Regions from separate parts of the Mus musculus genome. Here regions 1 and 3 are each linked to region 2. A link is a loop called in an ENCODE intact Hi-C map of the cell type or tissue named here. Cell type or tissue: heart. All regions are shown on one strand. Links, peaks and the distances in the headings refer to the core of each region. The heading gives the core; the rest is flanking DNA. Region 1 holds the start of Wipf1 (WAS/WASL interacting protein family, member 1). Region 2 holds the start of Gpr155 (G protein-coupled receptor 155). Region 3 holds the start of Atf2 (activating transcription factor 2).

What was found. A loop is a pair of places that touch in the nucleus more often than their neighbours do. Peaks named below come from ENCODE experiments on the same cell type or tissue, not always from the same donor. Only the 100,000 strongest peaks of a DNase experiment are listed, where the experiment ranks them.
Region 1: it touches region 2 in a loop (2.7-fold over the local background); 1 of 42 quality-filtered maps calls a loop at or near these places.
Region 3: a loop joins it to region 2, with 3 times the contacts of the local background. A loop is called at or near these places in 1 of 42 quality-filtered maps.

The regions. Positions count from the first base shown.
Region 1 is chr2:73,523,119-73,533,696 of GRCm38, forward strand. It overlaps Wipf1 (WAS/WASL interacting protein family, member 1), which reads right to left and starts at 6,369. Exons shown (of 8, transcript NM_153138.4): 1 at 6,209-6,369. In heart, for the core only: no CTCF peak of the experiment used is centred there; DNase peaks (open chromatin) are centred at 3,833, 5,071 and 6,393; H3K4me3 peaks cover 2,280 bases; H3K27ac peaks cover 2,175 bases.
Region 2 is chr2:73,381,523-73,392,100 of GRCm38, forward strand. It overlaps Gpr155 (G protein-coupled receptor 155), which reads right to left and starts at 4,958. Exons shown (of 17, transcript NM_001190297.2): 1 at 4,743-4,958; 2 at 1,273-1,436; 3 at 302-786. The coding sequence starts at 755. It overlaps Gm13707 (a long non-coding RNA gene), which reads left to right and starts at 5,328. Exons shown (of 9, transcript XR_866430.3): 1 at 5,328-5,834; 2 at 6,928-7,053. In heart, for the core only: no CTCF peak of the experiment used is centred there; a DNase peak (open chromatin) is centred at 5,139; H3K4me3 peaks cover 1,934 bases; H3K27ac peaks cover 1,541 bases.
Region 3 is chr2:73,886,944-73,897,521 of GRCm38, forward strand. Atf2 (activating transcription factor 2) reads right to left here and starts at 5,696. Exons shown (of 15, transcript NM_001025093.2): 1 at 5,532-5,696. It overlaps Gm10822 (a long non-coding RNA gene), which reads left to right and starts at 5,465. Exons shown (of 3, transcript XR_003953852.1): 1 at 5,465-5,796; 2 at 5,968-6,094. In heart, for the core only: no CTCF peak of the experiment used is centred there; a DNase peak (open chromatin) is centred at 5,858; H3K4me3 peaks cover 2,858 bases; H3K27ac peaks cover 2,225 bases.

The DNA of each region.
Region 1 (10,578 bases), core at 1,819-9,818, 140 kb after region 2:
CAGCTTCGTTTAAACTTCTCTCTCCCCTGTACGTCTCCTCTCAGCCCCAGGTTGAGCCTTCACCCTCAGGTGACAGGGTCAGAGGCAGACCCAGGCACTGCTGCAGAGGGCCTGGGTCAGTCCTTGCCTCTGGAGCACGAGAATGAGGCCCACGGATCAGAGCGAGTGAATGGAGAAATTCAGTGAGGGAAAGAAAAAAGCTCTCAGCAAAAGAGAGGAGACTTGGAAACGGAGTGCCAAGAAGACTATCTGGGGTTTTTATACATTGAGAAAAAAAAAAAAAACAAGCAAACAAAAGTCACTTTGATTTATCTAAAGGAGCACTCACTAGGCTGGACAGAGCTCTCGTTTGGGTCTGGGGACTGTCCCCCACCTCTCTCCCCTTTCAGGAATCACTATGAATGGGAGGAAGTAGGTTGGCCTTGTTTCCTAAAATAACTTGTATTTCTGGGCTTTTCTTATCTCAGGCTGGTTGTGGGGTCCCCAGGCCTGGGTCTTAACTACTGGATGCTCCCTCAGGATGTTCCTGGCTGTTGGCCTGTGTCACCTCAAGGTTTTACTCCTATGATTAGTCAAGAGCTTTTTGTCCCTACTTGCCTCATTATAGGGGTCTACCTACCTCTGTCTCTGGCTGTATTAGAGCGGAGAATATCACCTCTTAGGAGCTCCAATAATGGTCGATAAGAACACAAATCCTATGAGTTATCAGAACTATATCCTATTCTGGATATAAAGATACTGTACAGTTAAATTAACCATGGCAATGAATGTCACTTTATACAGATCACCCTGAGTAAAAAGTCCAGTTTTAGGTTAAAACATGTTTCCCGACATCTTAGAGTTTTCTGCAAAACAGGGTCTGTTTTAACTTCCGAGTCCTTCACCTCAACTCTGACTGACAGGGCGAGGAAGCTGCCATCGCTTAATGATGAGTAAAAAACGAACTGCATTTGAGGGGAATAAGCGTAAAAATTAATGTTTTTAAAAAGTGACTACTTTGAAGAGTCTGCCGTCTAACAGGGGTTAGAAAAGACTGGAATACAGGACAGAACAGAAATCATGGGCAGGTGAGGACTAAGCTAACAGGGACAGGTGACTGAGAGAAAGGGACAGGTGACTGAGAGAAATGAGCCAAGGGAGCAGGGAGTGTTTCAGTGTATAGGAATGAGTTCTCACACAGTGTGAGCCATGCTTACCATCGTTAGCACAGAGGTGTGTGGCTAACGGTGCCTCCCGCTCGCTTTCCTATGTCCTTGTACAGAGTAGTAACAAAGCCTATTGTTTCTGTCTTCCTAAGGATGTGTGACCAATCGGAAAAGTCTGTAGAACTCACCTACAGATGTATGTAGAGAGGGCAGAGGAAGGGATGTTGCCAGAAAGGCACTTAGATGGGAATGGGAACCACAGGTTAGCAGAAGTCAGGAATGGGAGGGTCATGTCCAACAAAGGTGGGGACAGGGCTGAGTCAAAGGTGCAGGGTTTGGAATAAGGCTGCTCAGGTCTGAACTAACCCTGTCACTAGCTAAGAAACTCAGCCTCACACACCAAATAAACAGAAATCTCACAGAGTTGCACAAATATTCAATGAATCAACTAAACGGCATATGACTGGTAACATTATAGGAAGGAAGAGGGAAGGGAGAGGAGTCATAGAAGGAAGGAAGAAAAGAGGGAGAGAGGAGTGGGGAGGGAGGAGCTGGGAGATGCTCAGCACCCACTCCGTGGCTCACACCATCTTTATCTCTGGTTCCACGAGATCCAATATGCTCTTCTGGTCTCCATGGACACCTGCATTCATGCAGCTCGCAGGCACTCATCTCTCCAGCCTCTGGATCGTTTGATTTTGCTGTTGTTTTGTTTTGTTTTTAAAAACAAGGTTTCTCTGTGTAGCTCTGGCTGTCCTAGAACTAACACTATAGATCAGACTGGCCTTGAACTCACAGATTTCCACTTGCCTGTGCCTCCTGAGTGCTGGGATTAAAGGCACACCATCACCACCCAGCTTAAATGACGGCAGACTTTGTCCTAACACATTTTCTGTTCTAGAATAGCCAATGGTTTTTGTTGTTGTTGTTTGGTTTTTCGAGACAGAGATTCTTTGTAGTCCTGGCTGTCCTTGAGCTTGGAGATCTGCCTGGCTCTGCCTTCCAAGTGCTGGGATTAAAGGTGTGTGCCACCAAAATCACTGAAGGCTTTGAAGAATTTCATTCACTTAATTTAATTGGGCTGGGTGGTGGTACATGCCTTTAGTCCCAGAACTCAGGCAGCAGAGTCAGGTTGACCTCTGAGTTCAAGGCCTATCCCGAAAAACAAACAAAAAATAAATAAATAATAATTTTTAAAATTTTTTTAAATTAATATAATTTGGCTCAGTGATAGAGTCTTGCTTAGCATGTCTGAATCACTGGGTTCAAACCTCAGCACTGCCAAAAAGAAAAGCAAAATGCACACTAGTATAACTGAGAGATAGGGCAAAACCAAAAGGCAACATGAATTATACTAAAGAAATGGCTTGCTCAAAGAGAAAAATTCATTTATCGTAAACATTAAAATGTAACAGAGACATTTTTATGTGAGTCATAGCAATCAAGACTACAATACAAAAGCTGTAGATAGTTACATCTCGTTACCCTCACCTGTGTTCTTTCACTGAGTAGCAAAGTTTATTGCTTTTGTGTTCTCAGTAAATATCTGTGACTAACAGCAGGCTGTAATGCTGCGGTCCCACGAGCTGTCCGGCCACAAGAAGAAATGGTGTTCTAGCTACTGGGCTTTGGGCTACACACCTGAGATCAAAGCTGCTTGGACTGAGAGAAGCAGCTAATATACTTGTTAAACTCCACTCCCATGGATGGAGGGTCATGATAACCAATATTTCCTGGTGCCAAGGGGCTAAGAAAGTGATGCATGCTGTCTCTGCATTCCCTGTCCTTAATCTGCCCCTAAAAACCTCAGCAGTGTAGGCTCTTCTGGGTGGACAGACACTGCAGATCCCAGACATCAAGAGTCTTCTCCTTGGAGCTACATGGTAAATGTCAAACATGTGATAGATCATGGGCATCCCAGAGACTATATGTTAATTTATACTAAAAGCGGCTCCTATATGTAGGCTATTTTGTTGCGTCCACACTGATTATAATAATGTTAATGATAATGGCCCACAAACACCAACAGCACCATTAAATACAACCTGCTAAGTATACTGTGCATGTGACCACATATGACCCTCATAGCAATCCTCTTGTAGAGATTGTTGATCTCACTTTAGGGGTAAAGAAAAAAAGACCTTGTAAGATAGAGTACTTGTACCAGTCACAAGATTAAGGAGACTTCGTGGTCCATGCAGTAACCACATGGAAACTAACTATATTCAGCACACTGGCATCACCTGTGGGCTCTCAAATGTGAATTCTCTAGAGCCAGAGGCCCATGCATGTAATCCCAGGACCTGAGAGGCAGAAGGAGGAGGACTGCTCCAAGTTCAAGGCCAGTCTGGTCTATATGGCAGGTTTCAGGCCAGCCAAGGTTACCTATTATAAACAAGCCAAACCAAGACTCACACCCCTCACTCCACACTCGCAGAATTGAGCCTTTGGAAGCCTCTAGTCACACATGGCTAACCACGACCCAGCCTACTCCACACTGATCCACACGTTAGCAGATAACACTACTCAACTAACTGATCCTCAGAGGTTTCTTTGTCCAAATGTATCCATGAGTCAGTTAGTGATCTCAACCTGACTGTAATACCCACGGGGAGGAGGGGGGGAGGCAGCAGCTGCATTTGTTAGGGTTGAGCAGTATAAGGGAGGCTCCGTGAGGAAGTCCTTTGTCCCGGGGAAGTGAAACCAGGAGTGGTTCTCAACTGAAGCTGGACAGAGGGACAGAATGTGAAGGCGCCTTCGAATCTCTCCATGGCAAGCACATACACAGTGATAAGTAATTGCTAACGGAAGGAGCCAATGAAAGGCCGACTCCCAGCAGCTGGAAGGAATCCCACTCCTTGAACCCCTTGTTCTCCCCTACCTTACCACATTTGCCTTCCAGCTCTGCTGTTCCAAACAAGGTTGTCTACAGTGATGGTAAACATCCAGGACAAGTCCTTCTGAGCTAACTCTACCCAGCGGAGAGCATGACAGCATCTTCCAGTAAAGACCCTCGATGCTCAAAGAGCCATGAGCTTGATTCCAGCTGCAGCCTAATTGGCGTGTGTGGGGCTGGTGGCCTGGCTACGTGGGTTGCTGGAAGGCAGCTCAGTGGGGCCTCCGTACGGAAATCATCAGAAATCTAGTAGACTCCATTGGAGGACAGGCCCCAGGATGGCCAGAGCTCTGGGACCTAGATTCCCAGGTTCTTAGAAATGAACAGGTTGCAGCAAGAAATAAAAATGTCCTGTGTACTTTAGAATAAAAGTATAAAAGGAATAAAAGAATATTTGGCATCACCGTGGAAAGTGCTCAACTTTAAAACTACAGCTATAGTTAGGAACACATTCAGTTATCCAAGACTGTGAGAAAAAACGGAGTATCATGAACATTCATGAAACCTGGCTCATGGCGGCCAAAGCACCTTGGCACGGTCAATTTAAAAGACACAGGCATTCTGCTCTTTGCTACCTACCAACTCTCTGGCAGTTCCTTTTTGCTCTTGTGTCTTGTTGTTACACGGTGCCTGGTGACTGGTTACTTTGTATCAAATTGCTTCTTGCTGTCTCATAACCTGTTATCCTGTTCTAGCCTCACACCCAGCGGTGGAAAGACTGTCAACCGAGTCACACAGTAGGTTTAAGGGCATCCGGCAGTAGCTAAACACACAGAAGAAAATGTGTGAAATGGACAACGGAAGTAAGATGCGAATCCCTCCATCTGCAAATAAGTTCATTCTCCCTTTCTATCCCAGAGTTTGATCATTCCCTGCTTTCAGATCTCTTTGCTTTCCATCACGTAATCTAAAAGCGCTCATGTGATTCCCAAAGAGAAAAGCTACTCAGGGAAGACGGTGATGTCGCTGAGCGGATCCAGAACACTTGGAAAACCCAGTCTGCAGCTTCTCTTCAGCCGGCAACCGGCACTCACAGATATGTGTACGATCTGTACACATATGTGTACACCACCCCATGCCTCTGAGAGGATCAGCCTGGTGAACCGCAACTGGCAGGTAATCAGGGTAGAAGGCAGTGCCCTGAGCACTGTAAGAAGCAGAGAGCCCATAGTTTATGAAAGACTTTCTCTCTTTAAGAAGTCAAAAACATGATCTACAAACTTTTAAGTTATTTATCAATTATTGAAATAAGCATTTTTTGAGGAGGCAAAAAAAAATCTATCAAATGAAAATACAGTATTCAAATTATATGGAAGCTGTTAAAAGAAAACCTACCCAGGCTGCACACGTGTCCGCTGTCCCTGTGGGTCTACCTGCAGGCCCGCTCAGGAACCAGAGAGATGAAGGGCAAGGAAGATCCAAGACAGACTAGCGATTTTCAGAGAAAGAGACCAAATCTGCTCACTGTAGAAACCCTGAGGGGTTAGGAGCCTATAGCCCGGGGATATTCCTTGGAGATTAAGCAAGACCCAGTCAAACCAGGTTCCACACAGACACACCTTTTGTTAATCTGAGTTCAAAGTCTAGCCACAAACCGAGGATCTGGGTCATCCCTATTGGATTTCTCTTGCACTAGTTAAGTTTCACTGTTCTTTCTTTGAAAAGAAAAGCATGCTAAAGTAGCGGGAGATGAAGGCTGAAGGGAAGCGGTCCACGATTTAGGGAGAGGCCCCGGGCGCAAAGCCCTGACCCGAGCTGGCCGCCCTTTCAGGAGCAGACATAGGCACCTAGAGCGCGCCCATACCCGGGATCAGGCTGCCCGGGAGCACTGGAGCCAAGTTCTGGGAGCCCTAAACTCCAAAGTCACCCGCCCTCGGTGGAGATGGAGTTGCAGATGCGGTTCCCGGGCATCCCAGGGAGACCGCGGTTAGATCCATCGGGTCCACGGGCGGTCCTGGGTCGGTGCAGCCCCGCAGCGCTCAGCGGGGATCGCGGCATCTCGAGCCCCGGCAGCCGCCGCCCCTTCCTCCCGCGCGGGCTGGACCGCGGGCCTGAGCGGGGATCGCTCCCCTGGGCGCCGAGGACGCGGCCCCGACAACCCGCCCGTCTGCACCCCAACTCCGTGCACCCCGGACGCGCCCTGCATGGTGGGGCGCGGCTCCCTTACCGTGCAGCGGCTCCGGGCGGCTCCTCGGCCCCGCGGCGCGCGGGGCATTTTTTTCTGGGAAACTTCTCTCTGGGTCCGCAGGGCTGAGCCGGGGCGGGCAGGAAAAGCGCTCCGCGCCGGGAGGCTGCGACCATCCGGGAACTTCGCCGAGATGTGCGCCCTCCCCCTCGGCCCGCGTCCTCCCCCTACGGCCCCCGCCACACGCGGACGCCGAGGCAGCCGCTGGCCCTTCGCCCTTCGCCCTCGCCGCGCCCTGACTTCCGAGGCCGGCGGGACCGGAGCCTGGGCTGGGCTCTCCCCGGGGCGGAGGCCGAGGGGTCCGGACCTGCGTGCGCCCAGGAGCCGGACCTGGAAGGGATACCCAACCCAAGACGCTGTCCCTAGAAACTACCCGGGCCTCCGAGTGGGGTGCTCTCCCCCCAACACAGGGAAAGCCTTTTCCGGTCATCTCCACTCCGCTCCCGAATCAGAGGGCGCCCCCCGCTTTGAGAAACTTAAAAGTTTCCATTCACTGTAAAAACTGGCTTCTAAGATGGAGTGGCCCCACTGAAGCCCAAGGGCCACGCGCGTCCCCAATCCCCGCCCACTGGGAGCGCACAGCTCTTCCCAGGGTAAGGTGCCTATCGGTTGGGATTCTTGGAATCTTTTTTTTTTTTTTTTCCACCGACTTCTGCAAACATAGAAAGATCAAGAGCCGAGCGAGTATAAGGAGAAACCCGAGGCCCTTTCACATGGCTCTTGCCAGTTCTCAAAAACACCACTATCAGGCCTTAAAGGCAAGTTAACACTGGGATGACACATTAGAACATATACATTTGAAAGACAAAGACAGTTATGGTCAGTATAACTACTGGACCGGATAGTAAAGCTACCGAGACGACGTAGCTCTCTGGGTAAAGGCAGGGAAGCTTTGAAAGATGCACCTCAGAATGTGGCATCTAGAATGCCTCGGCTTCAGGCTTTCTGTGCTGAGTTGTCCCTATGTGTGCAGTCTCTGTGACATGCTTCTGGCGGATACGATAATCCTGGAAAGACAGCGACAGGGCCACCTCTCCTAAACTCTTATTAGCGTTTTTTTTTGTTTTTTTTTTTGTTTGTTTGTTTGTTTTTTTTTTTTTTTTGGTAGGAGTCTCTAAATGCACTCTTTCCTTTTTGTTTTGTTTTTGTTATTTTTAGGTCTCACCATGAATTCCAGGATGGTTACAAACTCCCACTGTTAACTGTATTCGTCTAAGGTCTATGCTATATTTGCCTTTTATGTATGTATTTATTTAATGTGTACAAGTGGTTTGCCTGCAAATATATCTATCTGTATCATGTGCTTGCCTGGTGCCACAGAGGCCATAAGAAGGTGTGGGATGCCCTGATAATGGAATTACAGACGGTTGGGAGCTACCACGTAGATGCTGGGAATCTAAGTGTCCTCTGTTAAGAGCAGCAAGTGCTCTTAACCGCTGAACCATTTTCTCCAGTTCTGGCGCATTGAGTTTGGATCTTTTCCTGGGTTAGCAGTGTGTGGTAAATATTCCTTCTTGTTGCTTGACAACACAGGGAATCCATGAGGAGGGTAAACAATCCATACTATGCTGCATTGTGCCGCCGGGTTGCTAAGCAGTGGGAGCAGCCAGGGACATTAAGTACACGTTCAGCTCGAGATGGTTTCTGCTGACATTTGGTCTTTCTATTGTAGACAGAGGCGCTCTGAACCTATTCTGCTTCTTGTTTCATGACTCCCATCTTGGGAGCCACTCTAACTCCTAATCCAGTGCCTTTGGACCTCCCACCCCCTTATAACCAGGACTTTATTTTGGTTACCTTCTCCTGAATAGATGGCAGTCTCAAACACCAGATAAGGGAGCTTACCTGCCTCATTGAGTTCTCACAGGAACCTCTGTGAAATAGGCATCTGTCTCTATTGTACACACTGAACAGTGCCCTCCAAAGCCTGGCTGACCTGCTCAAGATCTCTTAGCATATGAATTTCTAAATTCAGATCATTATGGTGTTAATACCTCGATCCAACCACCAAGCCATAAGTCTCTCAACTTGATTTCCTGTTTGTTCCACCTCTGAGCTGCTACTTTCAGGAGTGACCTGAATTAAGATCCCCGAATGCTAAGCCAGGAAAGAAAGACAGTGTTACAAGCTTTAGTAAAGAAGTGTTGGTGTCCAAGCAGATCTGGTTAAAGGCTCTGTGCTAGGTTAGGTTCTGTCTTCTGGGTTCATGCAGGAAGGATGTGGAGTGCCAGATGAATGGAGCTCTAAACTTGGCCAAGGGAAGCAGCAGAGGACCAGGATGTGCTGGGGAGGGCGGTGTCTGAGCCGCACGAGTGCTTAGCATATTTAATAGACATATCCAAAACGGAAAGGACAGTACTCCTGAGAGGTGATTATTTTACTTACTGACATTGCACTTTATTCCAAAAAGAATTTTTAAAAAGCCTTGAGGCAGAACTGAACATGGTAATATTTAGACCTCTGGGATAACATATTCACCAAATATTTTTGCTCCATTTTTTTTCTTTCCCAAAAATATGTACTTATTCTAAACAATTCACCTAGTTGATAGGCATAAAAACAGAAAGTGAAAGCCACCTACAATCCCATCTAGAAGCAGCCACTTGTGATTTTCCATGCTTTTTCTGTGATATTTTGTTACACAACAAATAGGAATGATGGGGTAAGTCAGTGGTAGAGTGTTTGGCTAAGATGCACAAGGTCCTGGGCTTGATTCCCCACCTACACACACACACACACACACACACGCACAAGCACATGCACACACTCACTCACAAACACACACACACGCGCGCACATACACACACACACACACACACTCACACACACACATACACACTCACTCAACAAATGTTTATTGAAAGAGCTGAATAGGATCACGTTTCCTGATAAAATAATCTATTGCATTGGTTATCTGCTGCTATATGAAATTATCATAAATTTACCAGCTCAAAACCACATCCATTTATTACTTCAGGGCTCTCTGTAAGTGAGCACCATATGACTTCTGATGAGAGGCTGGGCTCTTGACTAGAGGCACTGAGGGAAGGTCCACTCCAGGCTCATTCTGGTCACTGGCAAAACTAAGCTCCTGACTGAGATGGGGCTGAGGCGCCCCTTTCCTTCCTAGCTGCCAGCTTCAAGGTTGCTCTTTGCACTCGGAAGCCAGCACAGTCCTCACATCCAGGAACAAAGACTCTCCGTTTGCAGACTTCTTACATTCATGTATGGATGCCAGGATAAGACCTACCCATTTAATCCCACTGAAGCTGACCCCCTCTCTTAAACTCAGGCTTAATTACATCTGTGGCATCCCTTCACTGCAGCTTCTAGATTAGGGCCAGTTTGAATAACTGGTGGAAACTCTAGGGATAGAAGTCGCATGGGTATGAAAGTTTATCTTTCCATTCCTCTTAAGACTCAACAAATCTAATTTGTTCTTTTTTTTTAACTACATATTTTTAACTGTATTATGTACCACAATCCAGCCAAATTCTCTAACAGTGGACATTTATATTGCTTTCAGTTGTTTTCCTGCTTTGTACACAATAACCATTGATAATCGTAAGCGCTTATGTGCCGTGGAATTCTCTAACTAGTAATCAAATGTATAGAGAGCAATGCCATAACTTATAAAAACAGCATCTATGAGACAAGTGGGAAAGATCTGTACCTTCTCCTTTTTTTTTCCAAAAATATTTAGCACATTTTATTGACTTCTTTTTAAAAAACATTTATTTATATTATTTATATATATGAATACATCATAGCTGTCTTCTAGTAAGAAGAGAACATCGGACCCCATTACAGATGGTTGTGAGCCACCATGTGGTTGCTGGGATTTGAACTCAGGACCTTTGGAAGAGGAGTCAGTGCTCTTAACCGCTGAGCCACCTCCCCAGCCCCCTTATTTACTGCTTTATGAGCATGAGAGGAAGTGTGTGCATCCCACGACCTGCATGTGGAAGTCGGACAGCCTGCAGCAGCGGGTGCTCTCCTTCCCTGATGTGCATCCTGGGGTGGCACTCAGGTTGTCAAGCTTGGTGGTGAGCATCTTTACCTGCTAAGCTGGTAAAGATTTGTGCCTTTTGATTGATACTGACAATTTCTCCCCAAACTGTTGGTATCAATGAATATTTACAACAGTATCTAAGAATTTAGATCTTTTAAATAATAATAACATATTTTATAAACAAATTCCACCCATCCATTGTTTCATGCAAGGCCTTACGTATGATAGTTGAATGCGTTGGTACTAGGTCTGGCTCCTTATCTCCAACCTTGGAGCTCTAATTTCCTGTGTGACCTGGAACAGCTGGACACGCTTTAGCTCCTGTCTGTATCTCTAATGG
Region 2 (10,578 bases), core at 1,589-9,588:
TAGGATATAGCCATTTATTTTAGGTAGATAATTAAATGGTCCTTAAACTCTGAAATTAAAAAAGAAAGTACATTCTAATTTAAGACAGCTTTAAGAAAAAAATTATGGGTGAGTGGGGAGGGGTCTGGGAGGAGTTGGGGGAGGGGAAATTGTAATCTGAATATATTATGTAAAAATATACTAATATAGTTATAAATAACTAATATAAAACCCTAACAGATGCTTAGATAAATCAAAAACGTATGTTACCACATACAATACTTGGATTTTTTTTTTTAATTGAAGAAGAGAAATAACTTACCTATAGGGTATCCCAAAGCAAAGTCATTACTCTGTGTAGCAAAAATAGGGAATAGTCCAGCTTTGCTAAACCGGCTCTCAGGACTGGCCACCAATAAGGTTAATACACACACAATGAAAAACACGGAGGCTTTGCCAATTAAGACGCTGTAGAGAAAAGCCCAGTCCACGTTGGAAAAATTAAGCACAACCATGTTTTTGAATAATAAGGCTGGAAGGGCAAATCTGGAGACGAAATTCCCCAGTCCTTTGGCCTGTGTTGAGGTTATGATATTGGCCCTTCCTGCTATGTAGCCACAAAGGACTATGCCAAAGCACTCCAGTAAGGCCGGGAAGAGCCGGGTTATCGACATCGAAGGTGGATCGCCGGTGGCATTAAATCCATGAGAGGCAGGCCAAGTCGCATTCATATCACCAGCAAGCGTTGAGTTCTTTGCTGAGAAATAAGAATCCATTTTCTCTCTCCCTCCACTTCCAAACTGGCCTCTGCAAAAAAGAAGAAAAGAAAACAATTCAGTGTTAAGACCAGCCACAGACTGAAACAGACTGTGGCAAACCTGAACTTACTCACATATTAAATGGCCAAACAAGTGCCCACCCTCTCTTCAATCTCCACTGGGGGAAAGACGATGGGAAAGGGGAGAGGAAGGTACCTCACTCTCAAAGGTAGGTCAGCTCAAAATATTTATGTTACCACTCTATTTTTAGAGTCAGACGTGCATAAAATAAGATCCACAAACAATACAGCTGCAGTGATGCCCTCTGGTTCTTTCTCTCCAGGGTTCCACAGCCCACCTCCATCTAACGGACAAGAGGTGGAGGCCCACAGGGTGCCAAGGACCCACTTGTACCCAGATTCTCCGACAGAAGTTCTCAGGGATAGTTTGAGGGGTCACACTGGAACCAAACGGTCCCTTCCAGCCAGTGGCTATGCTTGAGCACAAGGGAGAATCACAGTAGGGCAGGACTTACCAACTTGGAACCCCAAACTTGAGTTTTTGTGCTTCACCTTATCATCTGTGAGGTGCCAATATCAATGTCTACTTCAAGTAGAGTCCTTGCAGTCTAATCACAGCCGGCACATAGTAATCACTTATCCAAGCTGAATATAACTTTTGGTGGAGTATGAGGAAGCCCTATGAAAGAAAAAAATGATAGAAAAATGTCAGTCTACCAGCCTTCTCTTAGTTCCTTTTATGTAAATACAAACAGTAGCCTACAGTCCCTTGATGCAACAGGGGACTCTGTGCATGGAGTGCCCTCTAAAAGGCTCTCTACCATTTGCACTGCCCACGTAATTAGCACCTACCCAGCCACCAAACTCAACCATATGGTTTAGAGCCATTTCATCAAGTGAGGTTTCTTTAATCGCACAGTTAGGCATGATTTGTTCACAAATAAAATCATGATCCTTCCCTTTAGTCTGTTTTTCTCAGTTTGCTTATCCCAAGGCCTTCAAACTGACTTATGTCTGTTTCCTTTACCAGACTTTAAATGTCATAGCAGCAACGTCTTTACATACTCATGTCCCTAATATCTAGCACAATACCTGGTACATAGGAGGCATGGGGTGGGGAAGGCTTGATTCATTAAGAGTCTTCATTAAATTCATTAAATAACAACCTGTTCTTAAATCGGCCTCTTCTCCCCCATCGGTTCCCCCTTAGGTATTATCTAGCTCATGACTGGATTATCTTTCTTTTCTAGGTGATAGATGTTTTTCACAGCAGGAACAGCCCCCAAAATACAAACTGTATTCTGACGTTCTAAAGCTGTTCATGAGATTTTGAAGAGCAAGTTCTGTGTGCTAATGTGGCAACTGTCACACTGCCCCCCTCTTGCTGCCAAAGACACAATGAACACAAACTTTAGATAATCCTGAGGTGAATTGGCTTTGATTAGTAATTTGAAATGAATATGACAGTAATTGCCAATTTCTAAGTCCTTGTTCTAGGTTTACCATCTAAAGTATCCTTATATAAGATGGTAGAAAAAAATCTGGTGTCATTTACAATGCTTGGGCTAAGTTCTCAAACACCCACACCACATTCAAAAGACGTGGGTGGCAGACCAAAGAGCAACTAATACACAGGGTTCTGTAAGAGAATATTCCCTGTGTTGCTTTCTAGAAACCAAACCCTTTTAAAACCTTATATTTAATTGGGATTAAGACAAGTATTTCCTTTTTTCTACCAGGATTAGGCAGGAGTGGTCAAGAGAAACAAATCCTACAATATTCACATACTTGATCTTTCCAAATAAGCACTGAATTACACAGGCAGGTTCTGGTTGGCACACAGTCATCCTTGAAGTTGCTGGTCAACAATCAGACTTGAGTATGAAAACATTGGCGCCCTTAAGAAATGTGTCCTTAGAAAGGGAGTAAGGAAGGGGGTAAGAAACTGGTCCAGCCTTTTCCAAAGTTCCCTAGATTTCTTTGCTTGAATAACTCACAATCCCTATTTTTCTTTGCTTGGATATCTCACAATCCCATATTTGGACAACATAAGAACAACAATGTAACCGTGGGGGGTGAGGGGAGGAGAGAGAGAGAGCGCGCGCAAGCGCACATGCTTAAACAACAATCTTAATTAACAATAGATAATGAAAACTGTTGTAGACTTTGAACCTTAGCATTTATCAACTCTTTGGGTCAATTACTTTGCCTCCCTGAGTCAGTTTCCTTAACTGTGAAACGAGTGGGAAAACTCCTTAGCGAAACACTATATGGAAAGGATGTACTGTGCACAGCTCATCACAGAGGAGGTCTTCATGAAATGGGAGCAATAGTTCTAATGCCAAGTATGGTGCCCCATGCTAGGAACCCAGTCCTGAGAGACAGAAATAGGAGCAATACAAGTTCAAAAGCAACCGGGGCTGCATTGAGACGATGTCTCAAAAAACAGACAGCGTACACAGAATAAACCAAAGTGGGTAAGAGAGGTGGGTAGAGAGACTGCAGACCTAATGATAATGATTAAAACGGTAACAAGGTAAACAGCATTCATTGTCACAAGTAGCTATACAAACATGCCTAATATTAAAGATCCTCAATAGTAGACATACTAGATATTCCACAAAGTTACGAGTTTAGAATGTGTTATGAAGTTACCAGCCTCTGTTTCATACCCAGCAATTAAGAGTTGAATTGAGTTTGATCTTAAGTGGCTATTGACAGTGAAGGTGATGGCCAAGAGGTTTAACAACTTCCAGGTTCAACTTCCAATTAACTGAAAATTAAATGAAACTTTTTAAAAGTAATCTGTCCTTTTCCCCCTTTCAATTTTTCCAGTGTTATAAACAGTTCCCGAGGCAAATGAAAGTTAAAATGACTTCTAGTCTGACATAATGTCACACACCTGTAATCACAGCACTAGTGAGGCAGAGGCAGGAAGACCATGGGTTCAAGCCCAGCTACAAAGAAAAGCCAGCCAGGACTTAAATTAGCAGCTGTCTCAAAATAAGGAAGGGAGAAAAAAAAAAACTAAAAATAACTCTGAAGTTTTATCTCATACCATTTTAAACATGAAAACAAAACAAAACGAAAAACCGCTTCTTATGCACATTTTAAGATTAACAAGAACCACAACAAAGGAAGTTTTAAAAATGTCATCCAGTCCTTTAAACTACAAAAACAAGACTTGTTGCAGAACAAACAAGTTGTCCTATCACTGGAAAAGCCAATTCACTGGGCCAGACACTAGAAAACGAAGTATACAAACCATCTAGTCGCATTACATCTGACTTAGATAACATGACCAAAGCACTGAAATTGTAGGTTAAATGCTATTAAGTTCAAATGTGCTGCAGTACTGACTTGAAAGAAAAAGCTTTAAACTGAGGCTGTTCTCTTCTCAAACACTCCTATCCTTTAGACAGGAGAAAAGCCTAATGCCTTGCAGCACTATAAAAAGCACTCTTCAACATCAACAGGCACTCCAGTCACTGCCTTTTCCCTTGTCAATCTGCAGGATCAGACTTTGGCCCGCCAAGATAAGGAGTGCAGAGTCCCTGACCAAATAGATGATACCGAGGGCAGCTGACACCCGTGGAAGTGGAAAGCCAGGGCATGGGAGTCACAACGTCAGGTGCTCCGTAAAGAAGTATGGGAGAAAATTTGGCGCAAAGATCCCGAGGTGCTCAGGAGGGGCAGACACGAAGGCCACCTTGGGCTAAAGTAAAAAGTCCGAGATGACAATGTGAGCACACGTGCAACGGGGTGCTTCGCACCCTGGGGACCGCAGCTCTGGCACCAGAGGGGACAAGTCGTCCCTTGTGAGCAGACCATCTCCAGTGTTCCCGCAGGTTTCAGGCGCAGGCTCTGTGGAGCAGAGGCGGACAGGCGCAGCAGCTAGCCGAGGCGCCAGGGCAGCCTGGCGCTGCCCACTGGTCCGGACCCCAGGGGCAGGGGCCATTGCAAACGCAACTGGGGCTCATCTCACCTGCTAGGTCTGCAGCTCCGGCTGCAAGGAGAAGGAAGCCGATGCTCACAGAGGGCCAAGCAGCGAGCACACCGCCGTCATCTCCCGCCCCGAACCCTCTTGTAGCGGCGTGTGCCAGCGGCAGATGCCCAACCACGTTCCGAGAAAGGGAGGGGTGAGCCGCTGCGGTCCTGTCAGCTACCTTAGGCGTCTGCAGCCCGGTGCCTCCTCCCCGCCTCCGCCCCGCCTTCAGGCTCCGCCCCTGGCCTGGAGGTCAGAGAAGCCGGTCTCCATTCTGCCGTGAGGCCCCGCCCCCAAGCTCAGGACATGGCCCCGCCCCGCCCAAGGCCCCGCCTCCAGCATGGAGGTCCGCGTTTCAAATCTCCACCCCGCCGTCAGGCCACACCCCTAAGCTCCAGTGCTACACTGCACTCCGCCCTGGGGCTCCACCCCAAGGCCCCGCCCCTAGCCAGAAGGCCCGAATGCGGGTCTCCACCTCGCCTTTAGGCCCCGCCCCCAAGGACAAGCGACACCGCTCCACCCCCGGTGCCCGAGGCCACACAGCCCAGTCCCTGCCCTTATGCTTCGCCTCCGCCAAAGCCACTTGGCCGCCGGTCTCCCGTAGCTGTACTTCCGGCTTTTCTCTTCCCACAAGATGGCGGCCGGGTGGGGATTGGCAGTATTGGTTTCCTCCGCCTCTGCTCAGACTCAGGAAGGCCTGTCATCATTTCGGTTAACCTCAGCTTCCAGTAATCCTGTCAATTCCTCTCCTGGTTAGCCTCGTCATTGCATAGTATAGAGTTATAAATGCAAGGATGTGAGTTCAAACCCTGCCTTCTACCTTTCCCAAGCTAGCATGATCTTGACCTTCCTAAATCAAAAGAGATTAAAATATAAGCTTTAGTTGTGTGCTTGATTTAGAATACATTGCCAGCAGCGACTGCTTCTTTTTCTGTTGTGGAGGAACTCTGGCTGTATGCTCTTAGTTTACAGACAGGAATCTCCTAGTATTCTCGGAAGTCTACTGGGGCTTCTCGAAGTCAACGTGTGAAAATGAAGACATTTTCTGAAACAAAAAATATTTCTAATTTAAAGCCTGATCTCAGTGATTTTGTAAGTATTTCTTAAAAAGAAATCTTGCTTTGCAAATTTTACTGTTTTGTCTGGCCACTACTATGTCCTATTAATCTGTGCAGTTTTAGTACAAAGTACAGTACTATTTGCACCTTTAAATTAAGTTACTATATGGTTTACTAAGAAAATAAAAGCCGGGAAGGGAGATGGGATGGGGGAAGGGGGTTCCGAGGGAAAATGAGGAAAGGGGATAAAATTTGAAATGTAAATAAAGAAAATATGTAATAAAAAATGGGAAAAAAAAAGAAAAGAAAAGCCAAGAGCTGGCTTAAGGATATGAAGCCTAAGGAAAGGTGAGCAGAATTGAAACTATTTTTTAAAATGTAGCTTACTCCCTTTTGGTTCATTTTTTGTCTTTCTCACTTTTAACTATTAACCTAACTGCAAAAAAAAAAAAAAAAAAAAAAACAATACATCTGTTATCTCAAGGCTAAATGGATTCCTGCCTTGAAACTATGAACATTAGTCAAACTAAATATTTAGTGAACTTTGACTTTTAAAGGATTATTGAAAGACAGGCCTAGAAAGGAAAGTTAAGGCCAACCTGTAGGAGTTCCTTGTGTTAGCTTAGCTTAGTTTATCCTCTGACAGCACAGTAAGATTGGTACAATTTCCCCACACTGGAACATGTCAGTGGATTTTGTGCCTTATGATCTGGAAGCCTTCCCAGGATAAGTGGAGAGATGAAAGGCAGAAAGGACAGTATGGTGACTTTGGGACTAGCCAAGACAAGGAAATAACCTACTCTGGGCTAATGGTAGTACAAATGGAGTAAGTTTGAGGGGTGTTACAGAAGAACTGTAGAGCCGGACAGCTGAGAGAGGTAAAGAAGAGGAGGTGGGGAACATTAAGTTTGTTCTCATCCACTAAAATAAGGAGAAAGAAGCCAGGTAGAGAGCTTCTAATAGATTTCCCAGCTGTGAAATTCTGCTATCTGGAAATGAAGAACTATTTCAATGCGCTTACAAAGGAGGAAGGGGCTACAAAGAGTGAATTTGCTTCTAGACCTAAAATTGGAAACCCTGAGGCATTATCTATAACAATCTCTTGGACTTATCCTTCCTTCCGTCAGAGGCGCTGGGAGTTTAGACATCTGATTAAAACCCCTTGGGTCAGATCCCACTCCTGGAGGGAAGAATGAAGCGCTTCAGTGTTCTGTGAGCTGACAGTTCTTAAGAAGGCATCAGCACACGTCCATGTGAGTGTACAAGGTTATGTCAGCAATCCATTGCTATTCACTTGATATGCCCGTGTCTGCTTATAGTTAGCCCTCTCACCTTTCTGCTTGTTCGTTTTATCTGAATTATGATTAGACTTTAAAAAAAAAAACCAAAAACCAAAGTCTACAAGTCATAAGGTACTTTCTTTGGTTATAAGGAAATGGTGAACAATACTTAATAATTACTCTTTTATTCAACTACTATTTGTTAAAACAGATAAGCATAAAAACCCACCATAAACTGAAATAATTTAGGAACACTGACACGGTGTGGTATATAAACTTAAAAAAAGCAAAGGCCTGCACTTGTAATCTTTTTATCCTTAGAGCTTAGACGAGTGCTTTCTTTGACATATGATAGGCATTCTATAAATGGCTTTTGAATGGCTGAATAAATTATAATTGCCTTCCTTGCCTACCAGCTAACCAGGAGGTTGAAGTGTTCTATTCAGTGTGGGTTCCTTGCTATAAAGAACTGTCATGTAGCTATTTCACTCAGTAACTGATTTCTCCTTTTACTCAGCTTTCCACTTGGCTTAATTTTGTAGCCTAATTTTAATATGCATCTAAATGGTTTACTTCTTTGTCGTAAATACTCTAACTTAACTTAATTTCAGGTCGTTTTAAGGCCATGAAAATTACCTCTGCCTATGCTTATAGGTATGCATGCTTTCACGAGCACCTAAGATGTCATTGTTTCTCCTCTCCCTTTCAAGGGATACTGAAATACTCACACAAAGGCAATGAGAGGAGGTGGGGCCTGACCATCTCACCTGGCTATTGATTTTATTACTAACCTCCAGTAAGGCTCAAATCTGAATAAAGAAGGGGGGCTATTGTTTGCACCAGCATTTAGAAAGTCAAGCAGAAAAACCATGAAAACAGAATTAGGTTGTGAAACTTCAAGTAAAATCAGTGAATTAGATTAAGACAGGATGCAGAAACCATAAAGTAGAATCGTGGTGAGTTTGGGGGCACAGCCAGTCTGTTTCAAGACTTAGTTTCTCCATACTTGTGGTTTTCTTTTGACCACTTTATTTTGAAAGAATGCTGAAAAGAAAGAGACGTGCTTGCCTCCTCTTTGAGCCTGCAAGGGAGCCCACTTTAACAGGCAGTTTCAAAAGACAGAATCTGCACAAAGCATTTTTAAATTCAGGTGGTGTCTAAGATGAGACACTAAAACTAACCACTTTTGTATACCATAAAGTGAAGAACTTCGGATTTTTACCTTTACTTTGGAGTAATAAGGTTTGTTTTTTTAAGCTTTTATTTGGCAGCTTCTAGGTAGAACACTGGGGTAAAGTGCACAAGGAAGGAGAAAGAGATTCGGGAAAGGGAGATTTTATATCCTCAGCTCAATCTACTTAGACCCCCTGAAGTATTCAGCTAACTAATAATGTCAAGAATATAGTTTAGGAGGTCCAGTCTCCTCTGCTAGGAGGGGCAGGTCCTTCCCCTCTTTTGGATGGATGTCCACATTGTTCTCACCATAATTTTGTCTACCACCGTATGCCATGACTTGCCATACAATAAGCACTTGATAAATACTTTCGAGCTGGCTGACTCTTTGGGTACAACCTAACAGAACCATGAATGCTATTATTTAGAGAGTCATTTTAAAAATGGAAATACCTGCTCTTTCATGGGCTGCCTCCTTCACTGGAAATGAAAGTAGTAGCAGGTGGCGTTGGAGTTACAGAACTTAACTCTCTGTTTGGTATAAGAGTAACCAGATATTGTTGGGTTTTTTTTTTGTTTTGTTTTGTTTTTTTTTTTTTTTGGAACTGAGAGTTGCTGGGACAATAAATGAGAACTCATCCTTGGCTGTGACACAGAATAAATATGACGACCAAATCTGTTGTGCAACTCTGTTCTCTGCATATGACAATGCCTGCCACAAGAACAGAGAAGATATGATTGACCATATCTTCACCATATTGAGCTCTTAACTTTCTCTGCCAGAAGGAGTGGGAGGAAGGGTCACTGGCCCTCACCTGAGATCGTAGCCATGCCCCTGGTCCTGGATCTCTCCCACGCTCAGCTGTGTATAACCTTACCCAACTGCACAGCCTGAAAAGGGTGCTAGAGAATAGAGGTGAATGGCTATCTGAAGACGGCATTCCATCAATGTAGCTTTAGGAGTTTGTCACTCGTACTATGTGAGAATTTGAGATGCTATTTATCTTCATAACCACACACACATGGAACCATGGATTTGGCCTGGCCTTGATGTCTTGAGATCATAGGTTTTTCAGGGTAGAATCTGTGGCTCCTGGGGCACTATAGGCCTTTTAGTTTTTCGAGAAACTCCCTCGGGCAGTGAGGTGTTCATGCCAGTTTTTTTTTTTTTTTTTTTTTTCCTGTATGTTCTTTTACTCGTCAGGGAAGCATGGAAGCTTGTTGGGACAATTGCTCTCAGACATTAATCTTGTGCATCCTGTGCACACCATTGTATCCTGGTAGCTACAACTGTATTGATCCTGGTAATCACCACTACACCCTGTTTCTGTTAAAGGTATAGAAAGTCTGATGACTCTTAATAAATTTGCCACAGCTTAAGTTTGCTGTGGATCCTCCAGTTGGCCTGATTTAATTTGTTGCAGCCATATCAGATGGCCTTGGGCAGGACAGAAGCATGGACACTCACAAGCACGGATTCCAGTGAAATGGAGACCCCTTTACTTCTCCCTTCACCTATTCAGCACAGAGAACCACCACTTTCCTACTCTGTCTAAAGTCCTTTTGCTCCTGTGGGAAGAGCAAGGCCAGGAAGGCAGTGTAACGATCACACAGAGCCTAACCTGTGAGGAGACTGGAGAAGAGAATGTTTTCATGGAAACAGATAGATACCCCAAGTGGCAGGGCACATCATTGAAAATCATTCCAAAACAACTCACAAGAAGTCTCTTCTCTGCTCTTGGAAAGCTTAGAAACAGTCTCAGTGAGCTAAACTACCCCTCGGAAGCTGTTGGGCGGGACTTACACCAAGCTTGTAGGGGCTGACTGCTTTGTCAAACAGCATTTCTGTAGTCTCCTCCTAATGCCTCAGTCTTAATGTGCTTTCAGTATTTCCTTTCTTTCTCCCTGCCCCCCACCCCTCGTGTGTGTGTGGGGGGGGGGGTGGGAGGGGTTGTTGAGGTAGAGTTTCTTTATGTAGCCTTGGCCATCCTGGAATTTACTCTGTAGACCAGGCTGGCATTGAGCTCAAAGATCCACCTGCCTCTGCTTCCCTAGTGCTGAGGTTAAAGGTGTGTGTAATCACTGCCTGATGCTTTCAGTATTTCTACCGTCGTTTCTCTTTCTCAAGCATTTTTTCATATGTCTCAGTGCTATGACCCATAAGGCTTGGGTCTGGACCCTTGACTAAGGGTACTGAGGGAGTGAAGAAATTATAGAGACGCAGGTACACACACAGAAAAGCTGGGGTCAGGTTGGGTACATGTGCTCTGATGGAGAAAACGTACTTCAGCCAGCAACCTGGAACCTTGGGGTGTTTACTACATA
Region 3 (10,578 bases), core at 1,651-9,650, 510 kb after region 2:
TTACCTGGCAGCAGCCAGGTAGGCCTGACCCACTATAAAAGGGGCTGCTTATCTCCTGCTCCCTCTTACCCTTGCTCCCTTTTGCTCCTCTCCCTCTCCCCATACCCTTCCCACCTCTCTCCACATGGTCATGGCTGGCCTCTACTTCTCTATTCTCTCCTTTTTGCCTTTCTCTGCCTCTACTACCCTCTTAATTCCCCTCCCCATGCCCTGAATAAACTCTAATCTATACTATACTGTCATGTGGCTGGTCCCTCCAGGGGAAGGGATGCCTTGGCATGGGCCGGCTGAGATATCCCCTTCCCCCATACCTCACTACACTCTCATAGAACATATCTTATATCTCTTTATCTTTTTATAAACACATCAACAACTCCCTGATGTAGCTGTGAGCACTGATATACATTAATCAAATGAGCAAAAGGTTAAGTGTTATTCTCCTTAAAGAAAACTGAGACACCAGTGGTAGATGACACTTTTGATTCCAGCCCTCAGGAAGCAGAGGCAGGTGGTTCTCCAAGTCTGAGGCCAGCCTGGTCTACAGAGTGAGTTCCAAGACAACTTAGGCAACTCAGAAAAACCCTGTTGGCAGGCAGGGGGAAACTGAGGCACAAAAAACCAATTTGACTAAGCATAACACAGCTCACAATTTGGGTACTAACAACTACCCTAAAACAACATTCATTGTGCCAGAATATATGAAAGAAAATTTAGTAGTAATTCCTTGAAATCTGTAATTCAGAAAGTGGTCCATAAATTAAAACTAATAAATTCAATGAGCAAAGTATACAAAATTTAAGTAGTGATATTATTAGGCTTTTGTAAACAAAACAAACTGATAAATGACAGAAAATATAATAAAATAGGTATTTGTCCAAATACATAGGTCATTGTTCATAACTATAAAATTATATGGTCAACTATATTATGATTTTGAAACTACTGAACAATATAACTTTTTTCCAGTAATAACTCGCAGTCAAGTAATCATATCATATTGAAAATCATAACCACAAGTTAACAAAATGATGGCAAAGGTAGCACACTCACACTAAAACACCAGTGTAAGTAAGCCTCCTTCTGGGAGAAAGCAAAAGTCCTGGCAACTCCACAAATACTTATATTCTCTGATAAGTATTTCCACTGAGCTTATTATATTATAGAATCAACTCAAAGGAAAAAAACGGTAGCAAATACTACAAAGTTTATACAAAAGAAAAATACAGGAATACACACACAGTGAAACATTGTCTCAAAAAAACCCAAAACCGTTCATTAATTCAACGTTAAAATCAGAAAGGGGAAAAAAAAGCAGAGCAAGCTACATGAGATTCTGTCTTCAAAATTAAAATTATTAAAAATTAGCTAGACAGGGTGGCTAATGGCTGTAATCTCAGGACTTGGAGGCTGCTGCAAGATTGCCATAGGTCTGAGGCCATGAGTTCCAGCAGCCTGGATTACAGAGTGACATCCTATTTCAAATAAATAACAAAAATTTAAATCAATTTTCTTCCATTTAGGCATTTAATACTGAGAAATTTATTAAGTGGCTTAAGTGGCTCGGTTAACTACATAATCAATCAAACATCACAAAACGAATATAATAGAAAACTATAAAGCTAGAAAAGGTAAAACTAAATGAGTAAAGATAGAAAACTGGTATGCAAAGTTCCATTAGACAAAATGAAAACATGTTAGAGAACATACTGAAAAAATCAAAAGTGGCGCATGCCTTAAATCCCAGAACTAAGGAGGCAGAGGCAGGCAGATCTCTGAGTCTGAGGCCATCTAGTCTACAGAGTGAGTTCCCAAACAACCAGGGCTACACAGAGAAACCTGTCTCAAATGAACAAAAACAACAGAGTAACAAAACAAAAGGTTAGAAAGAAAAGCTAATGGTACAGATGAATGTAAACATATACTACGAAAATTAACTCAAGTCCATTTACTATTTGCCAAGCATAATTACTGTTTTTCTAAGAACCTTCTAAAGGATCACAAGTCACTCACTACTATATTTCAAGTGTTTTTGTTTTTGTTTTTGATTTCTTGGATATTAATGTGGGGAAAGGCTGACAATTAGCAGTTAAAATATGGACCCAAGTAAATATACCTACACTCTCAAGATACAGTCATACCCCATGTTGTCCCCTGACCCCAAAGGAGCAGGATGAAGAGAAGAAATAATTATTTTAGAGGTAGTGATATGGCTCATCCAGCAAAACATTTGCCATGCAAACCTGACAACCTGAGTTCAATACCCATAATGCATGTAAGGTAGAAAGAAAAAGCTACCTCCATAAAGTTGTTCTGTCCACTAAACCCAAGTTGTAGCATGTACATGCCAATACAAGCACATTATACACATATACAATAGCAAATAAAACATACATTTAAATCCCTTTATGATTATAAAAAAGAACAAAGTAAGCATCATAGACTATCTTAAAATAAAAATATGTTTGAGGTTTGTCAATAAAAAATGAGAAGGTATATATATCACATACAAGTTTATAATTGTATATTTCATGTAATATGAAACACGTATTACAATTACCAATGGCCTTAAAGACTCATGCATTCTTCTATTTTCTATGAAATGATACCTTACTTTAACTCTTTAACTTTAAGAAACATAACAAAGAAAGTGTTTTTCTGCCATTTCCCCCCACAGACAAAAATAGTAATAGGGATCACTATATCTTCAACATTAGAGTTACATATAGGGCTAATGAGATGGTCCAGTGGGTAAAGCTCTTGCTGTTGAGCCTTATGACCAGGGTTCTATCCTCAGAACCCATGTGGTGGAAAGAGAACATTTACTCTTCAATGTTGTCCTTTAATCTCCATAAATATGCTATCATCCACACAGGCAAGAAGGCAGACAAGCAGTTAGACACATATAACTGTAAAATAAAAAAATTACATAAATAGATTTTGAGAAATGTATATCTCAATAAAAAAGAGCACACCTTTTAGTCCCAGTGGTCAGGAGGTAGAGGTAGGCAGGATCTCTGTGAGGTGGAGGCCAGCCTGGTCTACAAACAAGTTCCAGGATAGCCAACTACAGAGATAAGCCATGTCTGGAAACAACAAAATAAAAAGAGCTTTCCTAGCACGGTAGAAAAGCAAACAAAGGGCTGGAGAGATGGCTCAGCAGTTAAGAGTACCTGTTGTTCTTGCAGAGCAGCTGGGATAAGTTCCCAGCACCCACATGGTGGCTCATAATAATATGTAACTCTAGTTTTAGAGATTCAGGATTTAAGATGGTCTCTAAGGGCACTGCCCATAAATGGTACACATACATATATGCAAGCAAAACACAAAAATAAATAAATCTTAAAAACAAACATAGAACATGTTCCATTTCAGACAAGATTTCAGTCTATAGAAATAGATGTGAATATAAGATAGTCACAAAATGTTAAAACCATTGACTATATGACAGGTGGTTTTGTAGGCTACAAGTTAATACAGGGAGTACTATATGTATTAATTTCATACAGGTCAGTTGAATCATCCAATCACTTTCATTGAATTATCTAATTACTTTCATTGACTTCTAATCAAGGAGGGTTCCAATACAAATTTTTTTGTTTTGTTTTGTTTTCGAGACAGGGTTTCTCTGGGTAGCCCTGGCTGTCCTAGAACTCACTCTGTAGACCAGGCTAGCCTTGAACTCAGAAATCCGCCTGCCTCTGCCTGGGATTAAAGGCGTGCGCCACCACGCCCAGCTTCCAATACAAATTTTGCTTTAAATATAAGACTTACTTTTCTAAGGGCATTTCAATAAGAGTAACAAAAGAAAGTGATACCAGTTCACAGAAACACATATCATTTTGGAAGAGACTAAAGTCAAAAATGAGTGGAAACAGCATGTAAGGTAAAGTTATTTACTAGATCTAGCAATATAATTGATTAGGAGAGTACAGATAATAATTAAAACTCAAGTTTTCAAGTTTTCTTAAAAATAAAAAAAAACAAAAACAAACCTAGATTTCTTGACTTAATGTTAGTCATGAAATATTTAATGGATAGTATCATTTCAAAACAATATAGCTTTAAAATTTTAAAATACCCATGAAAACATCTCTAAACATCTCTCCAATTATTTATTAATGATTTTAAGACCTAGAACCTTAATTATCACTCAACTATCGATGGCCTTAAAGATCCATGTACTTAGTTTTCTTGGCTTATATAGGATATGTTTTTAGCATACTCTACAAAATATTTCTATACTTTTGAAAAAAGTTTATTGCAGGGATTCTTCAAATAGGTTTAGCAAATTTAAATACAAGACTCTTATTTCATCTAGAGTTAACTGTTTTAAAATAAGCCTTTATAAAGTCTTACCATTTGGGTGCTAGAGACCCAGGCCATTTGGCGCTAAATGAGTAGTATTCCTGGAACGGTTATTACTTGACAATGGCCAAGGGTTAAGAATTTCTTCAAACAGGACAAACTGAGCTCAGAACAGTCCGTGTTTGGTCAGATGTTAAAAACAGCATTACCTGCATCTGGTGTGAACGTGTCCCTAGTTTATAATCCCCAAGAAACTGTGACTTCCACAAGGTAAACTAGGTATTAGTCGATGGGCCTAGAGTCTATCATGAGTATCCCTTTTACTCAATTATACTGGTGGTAGTTTTACTCGACCTTCCCAGTTTAAGAGTCTCCATTAAAGAAGAGACAATTTTATAATACCTATGTGCATAAAAATAGTTCCCATCTCCTCCAAGGTCTGGTTCAATGAGTGAGCATCCCGGGGAGACATACACACATCTCTCCCTACCTCTCTTCCTTGTCCCTGGGGTAATAAAAGGCACAGATTATTTTCCTACAAAAGCTCTGCAGAACACCGGTCGAAGTAAATGGGGTGTGGGGGGGAATAGCAGAATCAACCTGCACCCACACCTCAGCCCCGCCCCACCTGGAAAGGGGGGGGTGGCGGCGGCGGGAGTGTGAGGGCGGCAGAAAGGACAGAAAAGGCCGAGACCACCAGCAGGTTCTCCATTACCATTGGCTCCATCACGTTCCACCGAGGCCAGAGACCCTTGCTTCCCAATCCTTCAACGCACCATCCCAAACCCTCGATCGCCCGAGTCCCCGGTGGGGAGCCCAGCGTGGGCCCTCTGGGCAGCGCGATCAAGGACTAGCGGCGGGGGTCTCCCCGACAGATGGGCGGATCCGAAGGGCGCCTCGGGGACCTCTCAAGTGACCACACCAGAGGAGAAGTCGGAGGGAGGGGTCGGAGAAGAGCCGTTATTCCTTCTCGCTCAGGCTTGGGAAAGCGCGCGAGGGAGGGGCCGGCCGGAGCCGCAGCGCGTTACCTAACGGTCCGGTCGCTCCGCCAGACCAGAGGCGGCAACGCGGCCACCGCCGTCCGTAGGGTTGGGGTCCACAGCAGGGGCGCAAAAGGGGTGGGAGGCGGGGGGTGGAGACTACAGGCAGCGACGTCGCCATGTTAGCACCTTCTTCCTCTGCATCCCTACAACCTCCAAGCCCGTGGCCCTTCCACCATTACTCACCTTTCCAGGTCACTAATTCATGGTCCTGCCAGCCACCCGCGAGCCCGGAGGCCGGCCGTGTTTACAAACTAGCCCCGGAGGAGAGGGCTGAATCGCACTTTAAAGGCCACGGGCTCCCACAGGCTTCCGTCCTCTCTCGCGAGATCCGACTGACAAACCTTCTCCCCGCCCCACTCCCGGCATCCCTGCCGCTTTCTTCTTGCGCCCCTCCCCTTCACGCACACGCCCCTTCCTGCTTTCCACCGAGGGAGCGCCCGCGGGTCAGGTGACTCCGTCGTGCCTCGGAAAAAGGGCGGGTCTTCAGGAGGGCGGGGGCGGGGAGGCGGGAACCAAAGAACACTCGGACGCGAGTGATTGGGCGAAAAGCACGAAAGGCGGGAAGCAGGTCCAAAGGGGCGTGGCCAAGGTGCCCAAGGACCGTTGTTTCGGTAACCAGGGAACTGCAGAAAGCTGTGATTGGCAGCCGTCGGGAGGCGGGCACGAGAAGCTGCACCGGATCTGGGGCGCGCGCGCAGGTGGCGGAGGAGCGAGCAGGAGGGCGTGGGCGGTGTGAGAGAAGAAAGGTGAGGTCGGGGAGCCTAAAGGAGCCCAGCCCTGGCGCCGGATGTCTCTGTCGTATTGGTTTCTGACTTCGCTAGGGATATGAGACTATGAAGGGAGAAGCGCTTCTGGACCACTCTCCGTGTACCGAGAAGCCAGAGCTGGAGAGAGAGCTACGCTTAAGGTTTTGGAGAGTCGGGGTTTGCCAGTCATCACCTCCGCCCCCATGTGCACACTGAAGCAAAATAAGTCAGCCCTGCGTAGAAAATAGAAACCTTTTCTTAGAGAGTTCTTTGTTCGGATTTTACTAAGCCAGAACTGGAGCCGATCTTCCCCACCACCCTATGTCAAGTATATGGTATATTACATACGAGTATGTTCAAAGGCAGTGATCAAAAGGAAATACACCGTCTTCCACCCCCATGTCACCATATTTTAAAACAAAGCAACGATCTTTTTCCTAGAGAAAAATTCTTGTAATTATGAGTGTTTCTTTTATCAAATTTCCTTTACTTAGTTAGATATAAAAATACAAATTTCAGGGACCGAAGAGATGTCTCAGCGGTTAACAGTACTGGATGCGAGCCGGGCGTGGTGGCTCACGCCTTTAATCCCAGCACTCGGAAGGCAGAGGCAGACGGATTTCTAAGTTCAAGGCCAGCCTGGTCTACAGAGTGAGTTCCAGGACATCCGCAAGTAACCCTTAAGCCGTCTATAACTCCACTTCCAGGGTACCTGACGTAGAATTAAGAAATTAATTAAAATTATTAATTTCAATAGAATCACTTCATTCATTTAAAGCTTAAGAGATCGGTATTAATTTTTTTATTTTTTTAAATTTTCGAGGCAGGGTTTCTCTGTGTAGCCCTGGCTGACCTGGAACTCACTCTGTAGACCAGGCTGGCCTCGAACTCAGAAATCCGCCTGCCTCTGCCTCCCAAGTGCTGGGATTAAAGGCATGCGCCACCACGTCCGGTTTGGTTAATGTTTTAAGGAGGACTAAAGGACGCCAATGAGAACCCAGCAGAGAAGAGGCATTCTTCCCACAATATTTTCCTTTGCTCTATAAATTGTAGTGCCAAAGAAATGCCTGTTAATGTAGGAAGTAGGTTTCAAAAAAACTAGGGGGCGGGGCGGGGGAAGGAACTGGACAGATGGTTAGGAGTGCTTGCTGATGTTGCAGAGCACCCAAGTTTAGTTTCCTATCACCACATACCTGCTCAGCTGCTCATAAAAGCGGGGTGGGGGTGGGGATCGGACAACCTCTTCCAGCCTCCGTGGGCATGTGGTGCACATTCGTTTATGCAGTCAAACACTCATACACACAAAGTAATGTCCTTAAAATTGGGGGCAAGAAGAAGGACGACTGATTAGTGTAATGACAATGAAAGAGACAGACCTTTACAGACCTTTACAATTCCATAACTGGTTCAGGTGCACTACTCCTAAACATACTTATTCCTACTGAAGATTTTGGTGCTTATTTTAGGGATGTTGGTTGTCCAATAAATATGTACAAGTTGCAAAATGTGATTAAGGCGCCTGTGAAATCTTGCACTGATTTTTAAAAAGCAAGCCTTTTTTTTTAGTATCATGCTTTTCCATTTGTTAAATGCGTATTTCTAATTTAGATTTATGAATACAATTCGTGTCTTTACATAAAATACACCCAATTTCTCCACGCCAAGTGAATCTAAAATTGTAAGTTTGTCTGGAATAGTATCTGAGAGTTAATGAGCCTGCCGTCTAATAATGATGCCTAGCATGAAAGTGAAATTGTAATGTCACTGGACCTTCTAATAGGTTGCTGGCCTGTATACATGTACGTGAGCCAACTCAATCTTCCTTTAAAACTAGCTTAATTACTTGAGAAACCTGAAAGAAACCAGATTATTAACACTGTCGGTTCTGAAGTTAGAAAGAAAGTACCATCTTGTAAACTTAGTAACAGTGCAGTAATGTCAATAGACTTGAACACTAATTATATCAGCAAGGTGTCAGCTGCTCATTACTGGTTGGAAGGCTAACAGACAAGAATATAGGCCTGCCAGATCATAAGTTGCTAGGTCCAGATGACTGTCTCTAAGATGCTGCTTTCCTCCAGCCGACAATATCTAACCCAAGGGGAAAAAAACCTAAAAATGTTAAAGCACTTCAAAAGAACTTTGTCCATTAGAATTGAGTTTTTACATTGCTTTTTCACCATGTATATTAAAACACTTTTTGTTTGTTTCTGTTTTTTACTATGTAGTCCTAACTGTCCTGGAACTTGCTCTGTAGACCTGGTGAGCCTTGAACTAACAGAGATCTGTCTGTCTCTGTCTCTGCCTCTGCTGGGTTATAGGTGTGTGTATACCACCACCAAGACCACCACCATCACCTGGGTAAAAATGGAAATTCTTGTCTCCAGATTGATTTATTTTCATCTCAAGTGACAGTAGCTTTGGCATTAGATTTTCTGCTATCAAGTTATTATCTATATCAAGATATTATCTATATCAAGTTATTATCTATATCAAAATAGTATCTATATCAAGTTATTATCTACACCTGGTACTGTTAGATCTCAAACCCAGCTCTCCTAAGCTAAATGTCTCCAGTCTAGGGGCAGGGCTGCCCTCCCCTATATAATCCAGCCAAAGCCTGTGGCAGGTAGGGACTGAGGGATACTGAAAGAGCATGGTGGCCAGGTCCACTGTAATATGTTACATAGGCACCTCAGTTAGCTCTCTGTCCTAGGTTTGATGCCTAGAAGTACTAGAGGAACATGTGATTCTAAGGAAAATATTTTCAGAATTCTTTTATATAAGCAAGGAATGTGATTTTTTTTCTTTGTTTTGAACTTTCGGTTTTAGCTAACTCTAAAGATGCCTAAAGTGAGAAAAAACAAACAAAGGAGATCTACGTGGAGAGCAGATCCAGTGCAGTGTCCTTACTTAGGCCTGGTGGCAGGCCAGAGGTACACAAAGGCACTCCTTTACCTCTGGGCTATAACAGCCCTTTTACCATAGCTTTCCTACAAATGGAAACAAGCTAAGTGTGGATAATTACTATCTTCAGTTCTGATCTTATGTACCAGCAGCTCTCACTGTTTCCAGCCGAATAAAATGTATGCTTCCCCATTTCCCCTCTCAGATTCCCATCTGCCGTAAAATTCATCTTTGGTTACAAATGCAGGGAACTTCCTGTAGGGCCCTTATTTTCATGGTTTTCTTGTTGCATACATTATCTACCTCATCTCCAAGGAGGGTTAGTCTCCTTTAAGAACTTGATACAGAGGCTGGAGAGAGATGGGTCTATGGGTAAGAGCCATGGCTGCTGTATCGTGAAAAGCAGATTCGCGGCTTGTCAGGTGGCTCAAAAAGGACTGTGGTAACTTCAGCTCCAAGGGATCTGACACTGTTTTTTGGTCTTTAAGAGTCCCTACACACACACACACACACACAAACACAGGCACTCACATGCGTGCACAAACATGAAAATAAAAATATTAAAAGGAATTTGAAGTGAAATGCTAAGTCTGGAAACCTGTATTTCATTTTATTCCATGTGTTATTTTACATTTTTCTTATTTGGTGCATTGATACATAGGGACTGTCTGAAATGTCTTAGTGTCCTTTTGTGTAAATGCCTTACAAGCATCTTTACTGATGAGGGTTACAATATCAATGTATATTTGTCCCTATATGCAAGATACATTTATTAACCAACAATGACTTTTTTATTTTATATGCATCGGTGTTTTGTCCGCATGGATGTCTGTGTGAGGGTGTCAGACTCCTGGAGCTGGAGTTCCAGACCGTTGTGAGCTGCTGTGTGGGTGCAGGGAATGAGTAGCTAGTACTCTTGACTGCTGAGTATCTCTCCACCTCACCCCCACAGCTTTTAGTTTTGGATTTTAGAAATGGGGTTTCACTGTGTAGGTGTGGCTGTCCTGGACTCAGTCTGTAGTCCAGGTCGGCCTCCAGTTCACAGAGATCCAACTCCCCCTAACTCCTGAGTGCTGGAATTAAAGGTGTGTGCCACCACCCGGTAACAATGATTTTTTTTTTTTTTTTTAAAGACAAAAAGGGAGCACAGCTACTGAGCAAAGTAATATCATTTAAGTACAAGAATAGGTTGTTTGGGGCTGGTGAGATGGCTCAGTGGGTAAGAGCACCTGACTGCTCTTCTGAAGGTCCAAAGTTCAAATCCCAGCAACCATATGGTGGCTCACAACCATCTGCAACGAGATCTGACGCCCTCTTCTGGAGTGTCTGAAGACAGCTACAGTGTACTTACATATAATTAATAAATAAATAAATAAATCTTAAAAAAAAAAAAGAATAGGTTGTTTGGGGAACACTCTTATCTATCATAAAAGTGCTCTTTTACTAAATGCTACAAGAGTCAGCTGTTAATGCTTTCAAACTTAACAGCTGTCATGGATGTGCTATTTCAGCCTTGGGATGGGGCTATTTTAATCCCCTAGTCTGTTATTGCTCATTTAAAAGTCTACTAAAAGGTG